Linked DNA regions of Homo sapiens: all the other regions are linked to region 2. A link is a contact called in ENCODE Hi-C or POLR2A ChIA-PET data. All regions are on one chromosome and are shown on one strand. Each heading gives the region's core, a stretch centred on a gene start or an enhancer-like site at or near the end of the contact. The rest is flanking DNA. Distances are from core to core; before and after follow the strand shown.

Evidence for each region. A loop is a pair of places that touch in the nucleus more often than their neighbours do. ChIA-PET counts read pairs that join two places held with the same protein, here RNA polymerase II (POLR2A). Pooled maps may share reads with other maps.
Region 1: a loop to region 2 is called in a pooled map, with 12 times the contacts of the local background. The contact joins the promoter of THAP8 here to the promoter of YIF1B in region 2. A Hi-C loop is called at or near these places in 2 of 37 single-sample maps with no recorded cell type and 8 of 50 pooled maps.
Region 3: a loop to region 2 is called in a map of CD8-positive, alpha-beta T cell, with 7 times the contacts of the local background. The contact joins the promoter of TBCB here to the promoter of YIF1B in region 2. A Hi-C loop is called at or near these places in 2 of 168 maps with a recorded cell type or tissue (CD8-positive, alpha-beta T cell and naive thymus-derived CD4-positive, alpha-beta T cell) and 6 of 50 pooled maps. POLR2A ChIA-PET finds 5 or more read pairs at or near these places in 2 of 52 experiments (HEK293 and HepG2).

Annotation. Positions count from the first base shown.
Region 1 is chr19:36,052,485-36,055,765 of GRCh38, reverse strand. It overlaps THAP8 (THAP domain containing 8), which reads left to right and starts at 1,481. Exons shown (of 4, transcript NM_152658.3): 1 at 1,481-1,631. The coding sequence starts at 1,549. It overlaps WDR62 (WD repeat domain 62), which reads right to left and starts at 869. Exons shown (of 32, transcript NM_001083961.2): 1 at 618-869. The coding sequence starts at 794.
Region 2 is chr19:38,314,254-38,317,580 of GRCh38, reverse strand. YIF1B (Yip1 interacting factor homolog B, membrane trafficking protein) reads left to right here and starts at 1,634. Exons shown (of 8, transcript NM_001039672.3): 1 at 1,634-1,721. The coding sequence starts at 1,664. RefSeq lists a silencer at 1,310-1,799.
Region 3 is chr19:36,113,814-36,117,146 of GRCh38, reverse strand. It overlaps TBCB (tubulin folding cofactor B), which reads right to left and starts at 1,679. Exons shown (of 6, transcript NM_001281.3): 1 at 1,473-1,679; 2 at 963-1,106. The coding sequence starts at 1,586. POLR2I (RNA polymerase II subunit I) reads left to right here and starts at 2,272. Exons shown (of 6, transcript NM_006233.5): 1 at 2,272-2,349; 2 at 2,434-2,488; 3 at 2,735-2,808; 4 at 2,896-2,970; 5 at 3,081-3,132; 6 at 3,330-3,333. The coding sequence starts at 2,291. RefSeq lists enhancers at 949-1,038, 2,629-2,758, 2,777-3,288 and a silencer at 1,349-1,438.

The sequences.
Region 1 (3,281 bases), core at 232-2,731, 2.3 Mb after region 2:
TTCTTTCCATTTTTCTGTCTCAGGATTTAGGGAACTGTTCTGTACGCCCTCCTCCCCAGGCAGCACTGCAGAGATTTTATAAATAACTTCTCACGTCTTTCTCATAGTTTTGAGTGACAATATGGATTAAGAATCCCACCTTGGTGAGGAAAAAGGATAGAGATCGCAGAAGGTGAGAGAAGGCGGGGTAGAAGCGAGGAAGAGTTGGGGCAGGTAACACTCTGGACCGAACCCTCGAAGGGACCTTAATGACTCAGCGGGGGCCAGGGCAGTGAGGCTGCAGTGAGCTATGATCGTGACGTCTAAAGGCGATAGAACGGGGGTTAAAATATAGCAGGACTAGGCTGTGATTTACAGAAGCAAAATGCATTTCCACGGGTGGGAACCAGCGAGGAACCCCCGAATTGCTCCAACGCTGAGGGTGGAGCCGGGAAAGCAGCGAGGAGAAAGTGGGAGGGGCCGTGGCTAAAGGGGCGGGGGTTAGGGGACGAGGCATGGCAGGGAACAACCTGAGGGGACTGGCCGGGGGCTGATGTCGGGGCCACAGTTCTCAGGACGGGACTAGGGGAAACCTAGGAAGCCTGGAACTGGGGTAGACATGGCGAGCAGCTTCTCACCCGGTTCTGCACCGTCTCCTCGGAGGCCGTCGAGAGTCGCGTCCGCCGCCGTAGGCAGATTGGTGGGGCGGGGGGCGGGGAGGACTGGCCCCTCCGCGCCGGAACTCCCGCCATGACAGAGGGCAGCTTCTCCCCTGCATCGTTCCGCGCATAGCCTCCGGACCCTACGGCCGCCATCGTCACGCCGGAGGCGGGCGACCGTTACATCCCCTAACCGCCGCTGCCGCCACCGCCACGACCCACTGGAACAGCGAACAGCCGCGGGAAAGCCGGCGCCACCGCCTATTGGACGCGACGGGCCCGGCCTAGCCAATCGCAGGGATGCCGGGCGGCGCTTAGAACCAATGGGGGCGAAGAGGCGGAGCGAGTGCCTGGCGGGGCGGGGCCACAGCCAGTGTACTGGATGCCTGATTAAGCGTCATGGGGTCTTTCATCCAGACTGCGTTTTCATTATTCGCTGAAACATACAGGTTTTAATTTTTACGAGGCTAAGGCCACGGCCGCCTCACCTCGGTTTTTGCCGCCACCTAGAGGAACTATGTGCGCCCCAACGGTTGCCCGGATGTAGGCGTAGGGTGGAGCCGTAAGAGATTGACTAGCCAGTTGATTTGGTTGGCGCAGGCTCAGAAACGCCGTGACGCCGCCCTTCCCCCCAACACGTGATGAAAGTCGGGGTGACGAAGGGCCGGCTTTGCGCAGGTGCACAGTACTCGCTATGGCCCATTCGTCACGTGACGAGGGCGGGACTGTGGCACTGTGGAGGGGCGCCTAGTAGGCAGGCGCTCTCAGCTCTCTCCCCGGTACGTGACGAGACTCCACGGACGTCACGTGAGGCAGGCGGCGAGCGCGGGTGGGGCGGGGTTAGGCGGCGCTCCGCGAGAACCAAAGTGCAGCCGCTGACCCGGCAAAACTCAGCGGGGGCTGGATAGCCATGCCCAAGTACTGCAGGGCGCCGAACTGCTCCAACACTGCGGGCCGCCTGGGTGCAGACAACCGCCCTGTGAGCTTCTACAAGTGAGCGCAGCGCGGGGCGGGGCTTGAGGGAGGCGGGACCCTGAGAGGGGTGGGGCCCGAGCATTAGTGCTGCTGTGCGGGGCTTCTGGTCTTGCTTGAGGGTGTTAGGAAGTGGGGTTAAACCATGAGGAGATGGCCTTCCTGGCAGTGTCCATTGCACATACAAAGGTGCAGGCGTGGGAAACAGGAGTAGACGATTGACTACAGATAGCGAGCGAAGCGAGCCGAAGAGTGAAAGGGATGTAAGAAGTGAAGTCGGTGCAGGCTGTTAGAGAGCCTGCAGATGCCCACTTGCCCTCCCCACGCATTTGAGCCATCTGAAACTCAGAGCATCCGAAACTGAGCTTGCGATCGTGTCTCCCCAAAACCTTCCAGTCTGTCTTATCTTAGTAGCGTGCTTCATTCTTCTTGTTGCTTAGGTTTAAAAAATGTCATCCTTACCTCTTTCGTCATACTTGGGAAAGTCAGAATTAGCTTCGACTGTAAAAGATCTGTCTCCTTATTTATCTGGCTGACATAAGCCAGTTGGTGGAAGAATTACTAGGAAAAAACATTTCTTTGCTTTTTTTTTTTTTTTTTTTTGAGACAAGATCGCTTTGTCGCCCAGGCTGGAATGCAGTGGAACGATCACAGCTCACTGCAACCTCGACCTCCCGGGCTCAAGTGATCCTCCCACCTCACCCTACCAAGTAGCTGGGACCAGAGGCACGCGCCACCATGCCTGGATAATTTAAATTTTTTTTTTTTTTTTTTTTTTTTTTTTTTTTTGCCAGGCTTGGTGGCTCACGCCTGTAATCCCAGCACTTTGGGAGGCCGAGGCGGGCAGATCACCTGAGGTCAGGAGTTCGAGACCAGCCTGGCCAACATGGTGAAACCCCGTGTCTACTAAAAATACAAAAATTAGATGGGCGTGGTGGCTCATGCGTGTAATTCCAGCTACTCCGTGGGCTGAGGCAGGAGAATCGCATGAATCCAGAAGGCAGAGGTTGCAGTGAGCCAAGATGAGGCCACTGCAATCCAGCGTGGGCAACAAGAGTGAGACTCCGTCTCAAAAAAAAAAATTTTGTTTTTAAAGAGAGAGATGGGATCACCCTATGTTGTCCAGTCTAGTCTCAAACTCCTGGGCACAAGCAGTCCTCCTGCCTCGGCCTCCCAAAGTGCTTGGATTACAGGCGTGAGCCACTGCACCCAGCCAGGAAAAAATATTTCTCTTGGACATACTGCAGATGTAAAGTGGCAGAATTCCCATCCTTTGAGTGTCTACTGCTTTCTTAGTAGGAAACTTTGGTTGTCTAAAGTCAGAGATGATCACAAACTTTGCTGTTTGAAATCACATCAAGTAAGAATGAAACATCTCACTTTTGCTTGGAGGAGCTAAGTCACTTTGACACAGAAAAGCAGTCCCTATTTACAATCCAGGTTTGGAGCTTCAGATAAGGACACAATATTCTACATCTATGTAAACTTTATTGCATCTGAGAAGACAAACCCTGGGCCCACTTCACCATCCGGACCTGATATTGATCCCTTTACACACAGTTCTGATTTGCTTTGAGGCAATCTGAACACTGCTTAGTTTACATTTCACCTAAAAAATAACTCTGTTTGTTGAGACTCCCTCACAAAACAAAGGCCCATAGGGCCTATGGC
Region 2 (3,327 bases), core at 385-2,884:
GCAATAAGAAAAAAAAAAACATTTATGGAAGAGATGTATCTGGAGCAACCAGAGCAAGAGAGGGCTGAGGATGAGGAGAAAATGGTGTTGGAGCCCAGGGGACAGAGGCTAAATCAGAGGTGAAGAAGAATGCGGGCATTTCGCTCACAAAAAGGAACCACAGTGGAGCCAGCACTCATCACTGAGAAACCAGGAGCAGCCCTTAAGGTCTCCAAAAAGACAACGTCTCAGAGGAGGAAGAGGAAGCCACAGCGATAGGGTCACTTGCTGACATCCTTCCGGATGCGCTATCGCTGCGCAGAAGTAACTTCCACCACTATGTTTTCCTGAGATAAGTCGGGGAGTCTGAGAGGGAGAGAAGGGGGGAGACTGAGAGTCAGAGAGAGGAGAGACTAAGGACGCTAGGTGGGCAGGGCTCTTCACTTGCAGGTGCGCCTGTGTGCTGTGAGTTGCTGGGGGTTGTAGAATGCTTTTGGTGGACAGAGGGAACCAGGTTGCAATGTGAGAACATTTTTATGAATTTCTGGGAAACTGCCTTAAGATCTATTCCAAGAGAGACACCTGGTTCTTCTCACCTAACTTGTTGGGTTTCCTTTTCTCACTCTAAATATTCACTTTAAGGCCGGGCACTGTGGCTCATGTCTGTAATCCTAATGCTTTAGGAGGCTGAAGCAGGAGGATGGCTTGAGCCCAGGAATTCGAGACCAGCCTGGGCAACATAGCAAGATCCTGTTTTGACAAAAAATTTAAAAATTAGCTGGGCATGGTGGTGCATGCCTGTGGTGCCAGTTACTGGGGAGGCTGAGGCAGGAGGATCACTTGAGCTCAGGGGGTCCGAGGCAGCCTGGAAAACAGAGGAAGACCCTGTCTCAAAATAAATAAATATTTACTTTAATACCTAAGGGATGTCAAAAATTGTATAAGCCCCTACAACTCCAATTAGCCCCTCAGGAACACAAATGTTTCTCTTTTCCTTGCTCCACAGCCTTTTCTGGCTCTCCAGTGCTCTCAATGACCCAAACTGAACGGCTGTCTGCAGAGAACTGCATTTCCCATCGACCTTTTCGCTCGATATTTACATTTTAAAAAATGTTTTGTAGCGATGGAGATCTCGCTGTTGCCCAGGCTGGTCTCGAACTCCTGGGCTCAAGCGATCCTCAGCCTTCCAAAGTGCTGAGATTACAGGCGTTAAGCCACTGAGCCTGGCTAAATTAAAAAAAAAAAAAATTGTAGGGATGGGGCGGGGCGAGGGTCACTATGTTGCTCAGGCTAGTCTCGAATCCCTGGGCTGAAGCAATCCTCCCGCCTCGGCCTCCCAAAGTGCTGGAGTTAGGGGCGTGAGCCCCGGCAAGGGGCAGACACTCATTTTCTGTCGTGGCAGACACCGCCTCCTCCTGGGATTGGTCCCGGCCTCGCCCTCCTGCCACTCAGGCCTTGACTCGCTTTACTGCATGAGCCCAGTAGCCCAGTCTCCGCCTCTTACGTAAGGCACCGCCCAGTCGTCCAGGCCTCCGTGAAGGGGGGGGCTGGAGGGGTCGGGGGGGTGGGGGCGAGGCCTTCCCTCAATCCTGACGTCCATTGGCTGTCTCTTCGCCGGCGGGGCGTGGGTACGGGAGCCGGGCGGGCACGCTCCGAACCGCGGCTTAGGTGGCGGCGGCGAAGGATGCACCCGGCAGGCTTGGCGGCGGCGGCTGCGGGGACGCCCCGGCTGCGTAAGTGGCGTACGTGGCCGGCGGAGGAGATCGGGCGGGCGGGGGCGTGGCGGGGCGGCCGCGTCGGTTGGCGAGGTCACTGCAGGTCAGAGGTCACGAGATCAAGGATCTGGAACCCTGAGGTGTGCACAGCGCTGGGATGCCAGGTTCGGGTAGGAGGCCCCTTGGGGGGCGATTCTTTAGGAAATTCCTTTAGAAGAAAACAACTTGGGACTGGATAGCGTGCGATATGCAGAGAAATGCAACTTTCATTCATTTGCAGTTAGCGATCCGCCCTTCCCTGCTCCCCACCCTTCCGTGGCTCCCCAGTACCCGCCTGCTGTCGCCCACACCCTTAGGACAGCTTCGTGGCCCCCCGGGAGCGCAGAGGGCCATGCCTACCGCTCATTTAAGAAGCGAACCTGTATTGTGCTGTTGGCCCCCTTTTCCTGTCTCTTCATCTCCGTGAGTGTGCTGTGTGTTTCATTTATTCATTCAACCTAACTTGTCTCAACTCCCATGTGTCAGGCCCTGTGTTGGGATGGAGATGTTGTGGGAGCCCTGAGGAGGCACATGACCCAGCCTAGGGGTGTCAGTGAAGCTTCCTGGAAGAGGATACTTCTTTTTCTTTTTTTTTTTTTTTTGAGACCTAGTTTTGTTCTTGTTGCCAAGGCTGGAGTGCAATGGCGCGATCTCAGGTCACCGCAACCTCCGCCTCCCGGGTTCAAGCGATTCTCCTGCCTCAGCCTCCCAAGTAGCTGGGATTACAGGCGCAGGCCACCACGCCCGGGGTGGTATAGACGGGGTTTCTCCATGTTGGTCAAGCTGGTCTCAAACTCCCGACCTCAGGTGATCCGCCCGCCTAGGCCTCCCAAAGTGCTGGGATTACAGGCGTGAGCCACCGCACCCGGCATGGAAGAGGATAATTCTGATCATGAAAAGTTACCCAGGAGAAGGAGATTTGTAGTGAGAGGGCAGGCTGGGCGTGCTGGCCTACACCTATAATCTCAGCACTTTGGGAGGTCGAGGTGGGCGAATCACTTGGGGCCAGGAGTTGGAGACCAGCTTGGGTAACAGCAAAATCCTATCTCTAATAAAAGTACACAAAATTAGCCGGGTGTGGTGGCGAGCACCTGTAATCCCGGCTACTTGGGAGTCTGAGGCTTGAGAATCACTTGAACCCAGGAGGCAGAGGTTGCACTGAGGCGAGATTGCACCAGCCTGGGCGACAGAGCAAGACTTCGCCTCAAAAAAAAAAAAAAAAAAAAAAAAAGAGGGTGATCCACCTGCCTTGGCCTCCCAAAGTGCTGGGATCACAGGCATGAGTCACGGTGCCCAGCCAACCAGCCTGGCCAACATGATGAAACCCCATCTCTACTAAAAATGCAAAAAAATTAGGTTGGGCGCAGTGGTTCACACCTATAATCCCAGGATTTTGGGAGGCCGAGGTGGGAGGATCACGAGGTCAGGAGTTCGAGACCAGCCTGGCCAACATGGTGAGACCCCATCTCTACTAAAAATAGAAAATTTAGCTGGGCGTGGTGGTGTGCGCCTGTAGTCCCAGCTACTCAGGAGGCTGAAGCAGAAGAATTGCTTGAACCTGGGAGGTGGAGGGTGCAGTGGGCCGAGATTTCAC
Region 3 (3,333 bases), core at 430-2,929, 2.2 Mb after region 2:
AAGAAGGGGAAAGGAATGAGGTAAACGTTAACACTGAGGCCGGTGAAGACTTCACTAGAATACTGACACTTTAAATTAAGACAGGAAGGAAGGGTGAGGCACGCAGGCATATGACAAAAGAACCATTCAGGCCCAGGATCCAGAGGCCGAGCTCACCTGGACTGTGCAAGGAGCAATGTGGCTGCTACAGACTGAGTGAGGTCGGGAGGGAATAAGGACAGAAAGGGGCTGGGCTTGGTGGCTCACGCCTGTAATCCCAGCACTTTAGTAGGCCAAGGTGAGCTGATCACTTGAGGTCAGGAGTTCCAGACCAGCCTGGCCAACATGGCAAAAACCCATCTCTACTAAAAATACAAAAATTAGCTGGGTGGGCACCTGTAATCCCAGCTACTCGGGAGGCTGGGGCACAAGGATCACTTGAACCCAGGAGGTGAAGGCTGCAGTGAGCCCGATAGTGCCACTGCACTCCATTCCAGGTTGGGTGACAGAGTGAGACTCTGTCTCAAAAAAAGACAGAAAGGATGTACTGAGTGGATGCACAAAGAGATCCTGTGTTCTGGTTTCTCCCAAGCTGTCCAGCCTGGTCGCTCACTGTGACCTACCTCACATTCTAGGCCTCTGTACACCCTGCTCCCTCCTTTCCACCTCTTTCTCTTAAGTCACCCTTTCCTCATCCCTCAGCTCAGACATCCCTTCCTCCAGGAAGCCCTCTCTGATTCTCCCAGGTGGAGTCAGGCACCTCTTCTTGGTGGCTCCAGTCCCCTGGGATTTCCTGATCCCAGCCCAGACCACTCTAGGCTGTCCCTGTCTAATGATGGGTCTGTCTCTCGTCAGGCTGCACTGGAGGCTCCACGAAGGCAGGACCTATCTCGGGTATGACTGAGGGCAAAGCCCAGCAAGTGTCTGTTGAATAACCAAATGAAAGGTGGGGTGGGGGAGTGTCCCAGATAGAGAGTCCTCACGTGGATGCGGCAGCCGTCATCTACAGGGTAGGAGCCCAGGAGCGCATCCTCTTGATCCAGCTTGCTGTAGAACTTGTCGTCAACTCCATACAGCTCCAGTTCCATGCAGGAAGCAGGGCTGCCCACCAGCAACTCCAGTTTACACTGTGAGGAGGAGGCAGGGTGAGAAGAAGGAGGCCACGGAGGCCCCGCCCCTTGCATCAATGACCATCGCCACGTCCCTTTTCCTCCAAAAGACCCCCCAGTCAGGACGCACGGGGCCGCAATCCAGCCCCTCGCCTCTTGCCCCCGCCCTCTGGACCGTCGGATTTTTCGCTGGACCCGGCCCTCATCTCTGCACTCTCGAGTTCTCTCCGGACCCGCCCCGCCGCGACCGGGTCCCCAGCCTCCGCAGCCTGGGATCACCTCCGGGCCCGCCCAGTCACTCCCCGGCCCCTCCCAGCCTCCCCCTTCCGGGAACCCCCCAATTTCTTCGCCCCGCCCCTCCGGACCCCGCCCCCATGGCCACACCTTGAACTCAGCGATGGTGAGGCTGCGGCTGTATCGCTTCTCGGAGCGGAAGGTGTTGAGGGAGCTGCTGATGAAAACGGTCACCGTGGGTGCCGACACCCCCGTCACCTCCATCTTGCCGCGCCCTGCGGATGCCTGCAGCGCGGTCCAGCCGCCTCACACCCGCTCCGCAGCCGCCGCCGCCGCTGCTGCTGCTGGGCTATCAGCCCCGCCTCCTGCTCCGTGCCTGACCAATCCGCGCTCTCCTGCCAGGAGCGTCCGCCAATCGCCGCCGTCCCTTCCCCACCGCCAGGAAGAGGGCTCTCCTTACTCTTGGGCCAGCCCAGCCAATCCAGAGGGGCCTTCCATAGTTCACGGTTCTTCCAATAGCGGCCCGGGAAAGGACCAGAACAGGCGGCGAAGACTGAAGCCCGGAGGTAGGAGTGGCAAGAGCTCGCCCAGTCCGCGAAGGGTAAACTCGCGCATGCGCACTGGCCTTCAACCAAGCCAAGCGCCTTGGCTTCTGTCCTGGATGCTCAGTGTTTTGCGGTTTACGATGCGCATCGTTTTCCCGGCTCTGGCACCAGATCCATACTATTCTGTAAACTGAGGCGGCGATGCCCAAAAATTGGAAGCAATTACTCTAAGATATCAAAAGATTGAAGCAAGCCATGAAACCTCTGCGCGGAGAGAGCCGAGCCCGAGGCGGCGGGGAGCCAGCACGTGTGCGCAGCTCCGCCCTCTTTTGGCGAAGCACCTAGGCCTGGCCCCTCCCGCGACCTGTAGCGCGGCGGAGCAAGCGCGGAAGGCTGGGAGGGCTGCGCGGGCTGCGCGTCGCCATGGAGCCCGACGGGACTTACGAGCCGGGCTTCGTGGGTATTCGCTTCTGCCAGGAATGGTGAGGCGGAGGGAGCGGGTGATGTTAGAAGGCGGGCGAGGAATGGCTCCAGAACTAACCCCTGGCACCTCCCCCTCCCCACAGTAACAACATGCTGTACCCCAAGGAAGACAAGGAGAACCGCATTCTGCTCTACGCGGTGAGCGCCGGGGTCTTCCCCGGCAGGTCCACCTGTTCCCAGCGTGGCCCCGCCCTGCCCCCTGCCTCTGTGATCGGACTCCCTGTTCGCCCTCCGCTGCACCTCAAGTGATCCTGACTCTCATGTCCTGCCCATCCCCAAAGAGAGTCCTGTCGTCATATCCTCCGGGATCACCCTGCCCTCTCCTCCCAATCTTGTCTGGAATCCTTCCGTGACCCCCTTTCCCCCACACTCGCCCTCTCGTAGTGCCGGAACTGTGATTACCAGCAGGAGGCCGACAACAGCTGCATCTATGTCAACAAGATCACGCACGAAGTGGAGTGAGTGGCGGGCCCTGAGCTGGGGGCGGGGGTGTTGGCTCTGGAGGCTGGGTCTGAGCGTAATTTTGCACCCCCGCGTCCCTGCAGCGAACTGACCCAGATTATCGCCGACGTGTCCCAGGACCCCACGTTGCCGCGGACCGAGGACCACCCGTGCCAAAAGTGAGCGTTCAGCTGGTACTGGGGAGGTAAAGTGAGGCTCGTCTCCTCACTGGGCGAAGGGAGGAGGGAAGGGTGTGAAGCCTCCGGTGACCGAGCCCCTACCCTCTCAGGTGCGGCCACAAGGAGGCTGTGTTCTTCCAGTCACACAGTGCGCGGGCCGAGGTAAGTGGCGCGAGGGCTTTCTAAGTATCTGGGGCTTGTTTGGTCCTTTCTGGGGGCGGGGATATCAATGTGGGTGACCCTGCGCTTCTTGGAACTCTGCCGGGCCCTTACCTATTGGTGAAGTTCTCTTGCCTGTTCTTTTGGGGTAAGGCGCTGCTGGGTCCAAATCCTTCCTAACCATGCATCATTTCTGCCAGGACG